Linked DNA regions of Homo sapiens: region 2 is linked to region 1. Evidence: chromatin contacts called from ENCODE Hi-C or POLR2A ChIA-PET data. All regions are on one chromosome and are shown on one strand. The core of a region is the stretch at or near the end of the contact, and the rest is flanking DNA. Distances in the headings are between cores, read along the strand shown. Region 1 overlaps TMEM131 (transmembrane protein 131). Region 2 overlaps TMEM131 (transmembrane protein 131).

Region 1 (5,266 bases), core at 495-2,994:
AGAGCCACACAAATATGCCCAATTGATTTTGATACAAGTATGAAAATAATCCACTGGAGGAATTTTTTCAATTTTCAATAAATGGTGCTAGAGCAACTGGACATCCACAAGCCAAAAAGTGCCAAATATTTTTGTATCTCGGAACCAACTTGCTAAATGGAAATGTGAAATAGTTACAATGGCCCATCAGATAATTTCTTGATTATACAGAGAACAATTATATTTTTACTCCATTCTTTAACTCATGTGGTATTGATCTCCTATTACTTTGATCAAAGTTTCAGGGTACAAATTAAAATTTCGATTTTTTTTCAAGGAAAGTTTATAAATAACAGGTCATACTCCAAAGTGGTAAAAGAAAAAAAAGACTTAAAGTTTGGAAAATTTTCTTGGGCATAGTAGTAACTGGGGTAAAAAGAGAAAAATTTATGTCAAAGTGAGAATGTGTTATATATATTTAAAAATATTTCTCTTTTTTCATTAAGTAGTGTAAACTAGATTTTTTTTTTACTACTAAACATGACTTTTGTAAATACATGGTCCAAAAATTTTATTCTCTATTAGTCTTTAATAGTTTATTCTCCATCTCTGACATAAATTTTAAGTTAAAAAATTATCCAACAGCGGCTGGGCACGGTGGCTCACGGCTGTAATCCCAGCAGTTTGGGAGGCCGAGGCAGGCAATCACCTGAGGTCAGGAGTTTGAGACCAGCCTGGCCAACATGGTGAAACCCCATCTGTACTAAAAATACAAAAATTAGCCGGTGTGGTGGCATGTGCCTGTAGTCCCAGCTATTCAGGAGGCAGAGGCAGGAGAATAGCTTGAACCCGGGAGGCGGAGGTTGCAGTAAGCCGAGATCGCGCCACTGCACTCCAGGCTGGGCGACAGCGTGAGACTCCGTCTCAAAAAAAAAAAAAAAAGTTATCCTACAGCAATAATTTTTAAAATGAAGTTAAATGTTTGAATAAATGTGAGACTTTGTTCACATTTATTCCAAAAGGAAAAAAATTGAAAGACACCAAATTTGGCAACTTCTAAGCACAATAATGTTTACATAAAAACAAAAAGCAAAGAAACAAAAATTTTGTTGTGCCTGGTACTTAATGATTTACATAAACTAAATTTTAGCATTACTATGAATTTTAGTTTATTATTTTTAAAATTTATTTAGTCACATGTTTTACTTTTGACTACATACATATGAAACAACATTATATATTTTATTTTTCCCCCTCTAGTAACCAGGCACAAATTTTAATGTACTTCTAGTCTGTCCTGGCTTGCTTTGAAATTCAAGGGATACTATTTTGGTGCTGACCACTGACTATAAACAGAAAGTACCAGCTAACTCATAGGATGGGGAGAGGCAAGGTTATTTCATGATCTCATTGTGGGATGAGGCAAACCTAAACTTAAAAAAAGAAACAAGTTACCTCTTCAAGACATTAGTTTAAAAAAAAAAATGTGCTCAAGTGTTAGAACTTCTATTCCAAAGGACAAAAGTTTCCTGTTTTGAAAACATGCGGGAAAGCTTATACCTGCTGGCATGGCTGCCAAGTATGTTGACAAATAATGAAAGTTTCAAAACTAGGCCTCTGAAATACAATTAGCTAATGTCATAGTAGGTGCCTTGATTATTCCAAAAAAAAAAAGATAACTTTTAACTAAAAGCTACTGCACATAACCACAGTGCTAACGGCTAAGGCTGGACCTCCTCAAGGAACTCATACACTGAGATGAGACACAGACGAATAAATCAAGTACTGGGTGCTCCAGGTGCACTGAAACCACCAAATTCAGCCACAAGGGTTTATGGAGTGGTTACGTCTGAAGGAAGAGTCAGGTGAACACGGAGGTTAAGGTAGGGCATTCCTACCAGAAAGCACAACAGTGCAAAGGAATTTGAGGTATGAAAAATCATGGTTCTTTAAGAAGATAAGTCATTTCATAGGTCTGAAATCTGGGGAGCATTGAAGAGAATTAAGAAGAGGCTGGAGAGGGGGGCAGAAGCTGAGCCACCATCCACACCAAACCCTGGAAGTTGTGTGCTATTTTTCCCATTTTCCAGTAATTTGCCCAAGGTCAAACTTCTGGCAAGTGGCAGAGATGAGAGGACAGATCAGGTCTGCATCTCTACAAAGCTCAAGCTCAGGCTGTCTCTCAACGACCTTCCAATACTTAGAATAATCTCCCAACAGGTGCAGCTTCCTGAAGACAGAGAAAGCCCATGGTGAAGTAGAACAGTAACAAACCCTGAAACCAATCATTAAAGTAGCTGTTCTCAAAGTGGAGTTCTTGGACCACTGCATTAAAATGCCTTGGTACTCAGCAAAAGGTAGATTCTGGGCCTACATTCAGACATACTGAATCGCATTCTCTGAGACTGAGCCTGGGAGTCTGCATTTTATGATACCCACAAGCTTTGAAGGCTGGTGATTTAAATGCCTGTTACGCCTAGGGCAAGTGACCAGATTTGAAGGGGCATATGAAGAAAGGAAAGGCTTAATTCAACTTCAGATAAATGGGATCTGAGTTAACAATGAGCTATGCAAGGAAAAATGCTGAAGCAGGCAGTTCCAAGACAGTACTTGAACTTGGGGAAAGGGACACCAACAGAGGGACGAAACTGAAGCTCTCAGCTTTCAAAAATCAAGGAAGAAATGGTAGAGGGCTGAGCTCTGCAACTTATTACGGGCAGAACCTCCCTCCAGCAGCAGTGGAGCACTGACAGTGGAGGTTTATGAGCAAGAGGAACAGAAGAGGGCATGTGTCATGGAAGCCAAGAAAGGGCTCAACAGTGTCAAAGACTATCCCACAGAGAAAAGAAGAGGACAGAGGGGCAGAGACTTGAAAATAAGCCACCAGAGTTGGCCAATTGGAAGCCACTGGTAAGTCTTGAGACAGGTTTCTGAGTGGCAGAGAGAAGCCAGACTCTAAAGTAGATGCCTTGGAAAGTCAAGAAAACAGGAGAAGAGAAAGGAGAAGAAAAGCTCTATCTGAAGACTGAAGTAAAGAAACGTGGGGGGAGACACAAACTGAGGTTACAAGAAGGGAGAAATAGAAGGAGCTGACGCTGGAGGGTCTGTTTCAATGAGCTAAGATACAAGGTCATCTGTGTCTCTGGGGAGGTGGGGAAGAGCTGGACAGGTTTGAAGAACCAACTGCTTCAGCCCCATGGTCAAGGCCTGGAAGAGCCACTGTGGTCCTGACTCTCAAACAGGGAAGTATTTTCTTGGCGCACCTTTTACTGTAGAAAAGGTTAACCTACAGAATAGTTAAAACAACTGTATTTATCAGATTTGTTTCAGCACATTCTCCCTTTCTCTCTCTCTCATATATATGAGAAAAAAATATATATATGTCTGCGTGTGTGTGTGTGTGTGTATCTATATATGGTCAAACCATTTGAAAGCAGGCTACAGACACCACAACACTTCCCAGTAAATACTTTCAGCACAGATCCCTTAAGAACAAAGACATTCTCCTACATAATCACAATTTTATTACCACAGCCAACCATTTTAATACTGACATATAACATTTAAAAAATACAGTCGGTATTTAAGTTTCCACCCCAAAATGTCCTTTATAACCTTTTTTTTCAGTCCAGCATCCAATCAAGGATCATGCATTACAGCATTATATTTGGTTGTCACTTTAGTCTCCTTTAAATTACAACAGTCCCCCTCAAAAGTTTTTGTCTTTCATGACATAATTTTTGGAGAATCAAGACCTAGTGTTTTACAGAATATCCCACAATCTTGATTTGCTTTATTGTTTCCTCATGATTAGATTCAGGGCAAATATTTTTGGTAAGAATAATATAGAAATGACATGCAACCCTAACAAGAGACTGATATTTCAATTTGTCACTACTGGTGATATTAAATTGGATCACTTGCTTAATGTAGTATCCACCAGATCTTTGCATCACAAAGATGTATTTTTCCCTTTGTAATAGATAATTCATAAAAAGAATTTTGAGATAGTACACATATACCCAATAATCTTTACCAATAATTTTTAGCATCCATTGACAATTCCTGCCTGAGTCAATGATTACAGTGGCAGTTGTAAAACGGTAACTTTCTAATTCAATCATTCCTTGTACATTTACTAGAAGGCATTCTTTGGTAATGTCATTTTTATTTCCATCCACCTTCTTCATGTTTAAGTATCACTATGGACTCATATTTTCTTCCAATATAACTGATTACTTTTTTTTTTGATGTTCAAAATGTTCCAAATTTGGCCAATGAGAATCCCTTCAAGCCAGTTTTTGTGTTGTTCTAACTTGTTTCCATTAGTCCTGGAGCACATGTTTGCTTTACGACACAAAATGATCCAGTATCATTTTGCAGTTTTCCTGTCTGAGCCTTAGATGGTTTCACTGGTTAATTCTAACAAATGATGCTAAAACGGCTTAAAAGAAATAAGACTAATTCTATAAAAATGATTCAACATTGTAAGAAAAATCCTTCCCAACTCATTTGATGAGACCAGCATTAATCCAACACCAGAAATAAAAATAGCATACAAAAACTAAAACCAACAGACTTCATTAATGCAGACATAAAAAATGCTTAAAGGTGTTTTACCAAATTGAGTCCAGCAATATGTAAAAATGAGTAATATATAACATCCAAACAGAGTTAATACCAGAAAAGCAAGGATGGTTTACATTTTTAAAAAGTAATGTATTTTACCATATTAACATTCTAAAAAAAGAAAAACTAGTTACTTCACCATCTTAATATAGAGAAAAAGAATTTGATAAAATTCACCAATTCATGATGAAAATTACCAGTAAGCCAATAGAAAGAACTTCCTCAGCGATTATGAACACTTATTAAAAACTTACAACTGACATCGTACTTGATGGTCAAAGACTGAATGTTTCCCCCCAAAATTGGGAACAAGGAAAGGAAGCTGTAAACACTATCTAAAAAAAAAAAAGGTGCTATTAGAACAAGTAAGGTTATAGCACGTAAAGTTAATAACAAATATCAATTACATTTCTATATACAAGCACTGAACAATTGAAAAATAAAATAAAATATAATTTCATTGTATTTGGAAAAAATACAATCGGTTGTATACAGAACAAATATCCAATTGTTTGTATACTTGTATACAATATACAATTGTTGTATATGGAAAAAATACAATTCCCTATACAACAGCCTCCAAAAACATGAGAGATAAATACTGTTTAAAGAAATTAAAAAAGATCTAAATAAAGAGATGAATCTTGTTTGGGATTAA
Region 2 (4,746 bases), core at 907-3,406, 46 kb before region 1:
GAGGGCTAAGCAGAGGCCAGATAATGCTCTGCCTTGTAAGGAAGTCATGGGAAGAAGTTTGGTCTACTTTAGGTTTTAAAGATAAGGAAGATGAGAAAAAGTAGGAAGTTGGAGGCAACAGCTGTAGTTCAGGTGATGAAGAAATGGAAGTTCTTATTGATGTACGAGAAAATGCCAATGCTATAAGGAATACCATCAGTGAACTTATCCCAAAAGGTTATCTGCTACATCAAAATGAGAAAAAACAGCATTATTTTTTCCCAATAATATATATTATTTTGAAATAGTATTTTGGAGACTGTTTATGCAGAAAATGTGGCAGATGTAGAAAACTGTCCTAATTTTTTCAAGATGCGTACTAGGTAAAGTGTAAGGGTGTCCTTAATTTTCTTTGAGATGTCTTGGCAAAATAATTTGTGTGTGTGGGGAGGTGTATGGATAAAGCAAACACAGCAAAATGGTAATAACCGTTGAGTCTGGGTGGTAAATGAGTTGGTATTGGTTGAGCTCTTCTATTTTCTGTAAAGAAAAATTTCTTTAACTTTTTATTATGAAAATTACATCTATTCCCCATGCAGTGGGAGAAAATATTTATAAATCAAATATCTGATGAGATTAATATCTAGAATATATCAAGAACTCCTGCAACTCAATAACAGAAGAACAACCAAACTAAAAGGTGGGCAAAGGACTCAAACATTTCTCCAAAGAAAATACACAAATGGCCAGTAGGCACTTTAAAAGATGCTCAACATCACTAACCATTAGGGAAATGCAAATCAAAACCACAATGATACCACTTCATACCTGTTTGGATGACTACTATTTAAAATTTTAAAAAGAAAATAAGGATCTTTGGCAAGGATGTGGTGAAACTGGAACCTTTGTGCACTGTTAGTGTGAATATTAAAATGGTGTAGCCACTATGGAAAACAGTATTGTGGTTCCCAAAAAAATTAAACATAGAATTACCATACGACCCGCAATCCCACTTCTGTGTATATACCCTAAAGAACTGAAAACAGGGGCTCAAAAAGATACTGCATGAACCCACATTCACAGCAGTATTATTCACAACCATTAAGGGGTAGAAGCAACCCAAATGCCCATTGACAGGTGAACAGATAAACAAAATGTGATTTATACATACAAGGGAATACGATCCAGTCTTAAAGAGGAAGAAAATTCTGACACATGCCACAACAATGTAAAAGCGTTCCTATTTCTCCACATCCTCCCCAGCATCTGTCGTTTCCTGACTTTTTAATGATTGCCATTCTAACCGGTGTGAGATGGTATCTCATTGTGGTTTTGATTTGCATTTCTCTAATGACCAGTGATGATGAGTTTTTTTTTCTTATGTTTGTTGGCTGCATAAATGTCATTATTTCTGAGGCCTTTGTTCTGTTCCATTGGTCTACATACCTGTTTTGGTACCAGTACCATGTTGTTTTGGTTACTATAGCCTTGTAGTATAGTTTGAAGCCAATTTCTTACAAAGTTAAACATACACCTACCATATGACCAAATCACTCCACTCCTAGATATATGCCCAAGAGAAACAAAAGCATTTGTCCGTACAATGAATGGCTTGTACATAAATGTTCGTAGCAGCTTTGTTACAGCTCAGTATTGGAACAGCCCAAATTTCCACCAGCCCAAACTTCCACGTATCCAGGTGAACAGACACATGAGTTGTGTTATATCCGTACAATGGAATACGACTCAGCAATAAAAAGAATAAGCTATTGATATACAAAACAACACAGATTAATCTCAAAATAATTATGCTGAGTGGAACAACCCAGACCCTCAAAAAAGTACATTCTGTATGACTCCATTTATATAAAGTGTTTTAAAATGTAAACTTCCTGACAGTGACAGAAAGCAGACTGGTGGTTGCCTAAAGATAAGGAGCGTAAAGGGATTACCAAGGGGCACAAGTAGACTTTTAAGGGTGACACGTATGTCCATTATCTTGATTGTAGTAATAATTTCACAGGTACATAATTATGCCAACTTTTTAAATTACATAATTTAAACACATGCAGTTTATTGTATGTCATTTATACATCAATAATGGTTATGACAGAATTCTAGAGCATGAGAAGCTATGGTCTCACATGAAGTCTACAGAAAAGGAACTCAGGACGTGTATCACTCATGTGCACTTTCTTGAGGAGAAAAAAATTATCATGAAGACAGAATCTGACCACTGAAATTACTCATACGAAGACTCACAAATGAGGAAGCTGTCTTGTGAAAGATAAGCAGATACTCAATGCAAAGGATCTGTGGAAATAAAGTTAGAAAATCAGAAAATAAATATTGTTTTTGAAGTATATGCCACAAAACAGAAAAATAATCATTTAACTGTAATAAACAAGAATAAAAATCTCAGAACATGCCAACACATCCTTAAGTGTTATGAGAATAAGGAAGATCACAATAGACACTATTTTGTTTCTGAAGCAATTTGAGAAATAAAGGCATAAACATATCTTAAAAGTATATCTGAAAATTGAGCCCCATTATCAAGAGATTAAAAACAAAACAAAAGCCAATATGAATGCATAAAAAGCAGATGGAAAAGATTAAACACATCTACAGTGAGACTAAATAAGATAAACTCAACTGTTTATATAAAGACAAAAGGATTGCATCAAACAACTGGAACCTAACTATAACAATTTAATACAAAATGCAGAAATGTCAAAGGTCAGAGAATGGGCAAAAATAAACACTGAATAAGGATAAAAACAGGCAAATAAGGATTACAACATTAATAACTTTACAATGTAAAGATACATAAAAACTGTTATAATTCGACAGTGAAAAGGAAAAAAGGAAATGGGAAAACCAATGTTGTGACTGAAATGTAAGCAAAGGGCAAGAAGACAATTCACTAAAGAAAAATAAATGGCCAATAACCATATGAAAAAGATGATCAACCTCAGTAGACAGTAAAGCAATCTCTAGAGGACAGGGAAATTCCATAGTTTGCCATTTGACTGGCAGGGACCTTTGAACCTCATGAATTCACATCCAGAGATAAGGGTCTATTAAGAGTACTCAGAGCCCTAGAAAATGCCCATGCCATGCATTTTTTTAATCTTCTATCAAATATAAGACACTCCTACAATGTTTCAAAGGCAATTTCACTGAATCACAGAAACTTTAGTGATTCTTAACTCACTGCAAATTCTCTTCACCACATCTCTTTAGAACAGACAAGATATAACAGGGGTGTTCTTTCACCTCAGGTGTTAAGGAAAATATGTATATGCATGTGAGTTTGGAGACACCTTTCCTACCTCCCCATCCCCAAATTCTTTGGTCTTTCGGTACCTTCCCACCCATGCTTCTGTCATACTTAAGGACTTCAGCTTCAACCTCGCTCCTCACTAGGGTGCAGATTCCAAATAATCTGAGCACAGCTTCTCTCAGAATGCACTCCCAACTCCAAAAGGGGATATGCGGGAGGAAAATGGACTCTTCTTCCAATCAAATAGACCAGCCTCGGCAAAAATATATGTGATATGCTTTAAAATATTATTAAATTCTTTTATAAAACGAACACATCTGATAATTTTATCCCTGTAACTCAGTGGTTCTCAACCGAGGGCAATTTTGTTTCCCTGGGGGAATTTGGCAACGTCCAGAAGCATTTCTCTGTGTGCGGGTTTTTATTAACACCAAAAAACATGCTGGACAAATTCTAAAAGAGTTAAAAAACTAAGAGGCATTTTTGTTTGTCGCAAATCAGGGGGCCACTAACATTAAGTGTGTAGAGTCCGGCCTGCTGCTAAACACCCGGTAATGCACAGGACGCTCTTTCTTCTACCCTACAACCAATTATCTGGTCCAAAACGTACACAGGCCAAGACTGAACATCGTACTACAACCTCAATTTTATAGAGATATCAATAATTTAGATGTTCATTTGTAATAACATCTCCTTGCCTTTTAATTCAAAGTGCGTTACTGTCTTAACTGTGTTTGTATTTCCAGTGGTCCTTGCAGTTCTTAACACACTGGAGATAAATACAGAATTCATTTTACAGATAAAGAAACTAAGCCTCTAAATGTTCTAAATTAGCAAATGGTAAGAGTTAGAATTCAAATCCTTCGATCTGGTCTAGTACTGCATTCATACAATAACCTATCCTTGACAGAACTGCATATGCCTAAAACCAACTTTTAGCTTACATGAGCTGAAGTTGGCTATATTATTGCTAACAAATTTTAAGATGGCCATACTTTTATACTGCATTATTGTTAAACAGAAGATTTAATCTTGTTAGAAAAATAAAATGAAATTCACTTCAGAATGAGGTACGTGGCAGTTGTGCACACGGCATGGATGCTTAGAAATAAGACAAGGTCTGCACACCCTAGAATTTAAGCTTCTTGATGGTACAGGCAGCACATGCACACAAACCCGTGGTACCAGGAAGCCACACCAGGCGCCATTTGAGTATTACTTACATACTGGGCAGCTTTCCCCAGGGATATACCTGGGAGCCAGTTTCCTTGCAGGCGATGAGACTATGCTTCTCTGTCACCTTTAGAGACAAAATTACATACTTCCTCCAGGACTGGGTTGGGGGAAGGTAGAGGATGAGGTCTGCTTTTGATTATGAAGATCTCAACATGTAATCCTACTTCTTATCAACCCAATCTCCCCCACAAAGTTCTCTGCAAATCATCTCATAGTGAAAATGGATGACATCTGTGAGGGAGTTT

What was found. A loop is a pair of places that touch in the nucleus more often than their neighbours do. ChIA-PET counts read pairs that join two places held with the same protein, here RNA polymerase II (POLR2A). Pooled maps may share reads with other maps.
Region 2: a map of B cell shows a loop between it and region 1 (3-fold over the local background). The contact joins two enhancer-like sites. A Hi-C loop is called at or near these places in 5 of 168 maps with a recorded cell type or tissue (B cell, Caco-2, GM12878 and 2 more), 25 of 37 single-sample maps with no recorded cell type and 10 of 50 pooled maps. POLR2A ChIA-PET finds 5 or more read pairs at or near these places in 8 of 52 experiments (BJ, GM12878, OCI-LY7 and 5 more).

Annotation. Positions count from the first base shown.
Region 1 is chr2:97,956,192-97,961,457 of GRCh38, forward strand. All of the region lies in intron 1 of TMEM131 (transmembrane protein 131), which reads right to left. Among named protein-coding and RNA genes, the nearest start is that of TMEM131, 37 kb to the right of the region's middle. RefSeq lists an enhancer at 1,644-1,723. Within about 2 kb of position 1,745, at least 3 of the 41 ENCODE cell types and tissues checked have a DNase peak (open chromatin) inside an H3K27ac peak, as active enhancers do; they include B cell, where a contact is called at or near this core.
Region 2 is chr2:97,909,380-97,914,125 of GRCh38, forward strand. The region is part of intron 2 of TMEM131 (transmembrane protein 131); the gene reads right to left. It also overlaps the pseudogene RNU7-96P. Among named protein-coding and RNA genes, the nearest start is that of TMEM131, 84 kb to the right of the region's middle. Within about 2 kb of position 2,157, at least 2 of the 41 ENCODE cell types and tissues checked have a DNase peak (open chromatin) inside an H3K27ac peak, as active enhancers do; they include B cell, where a contact is called at or near this core.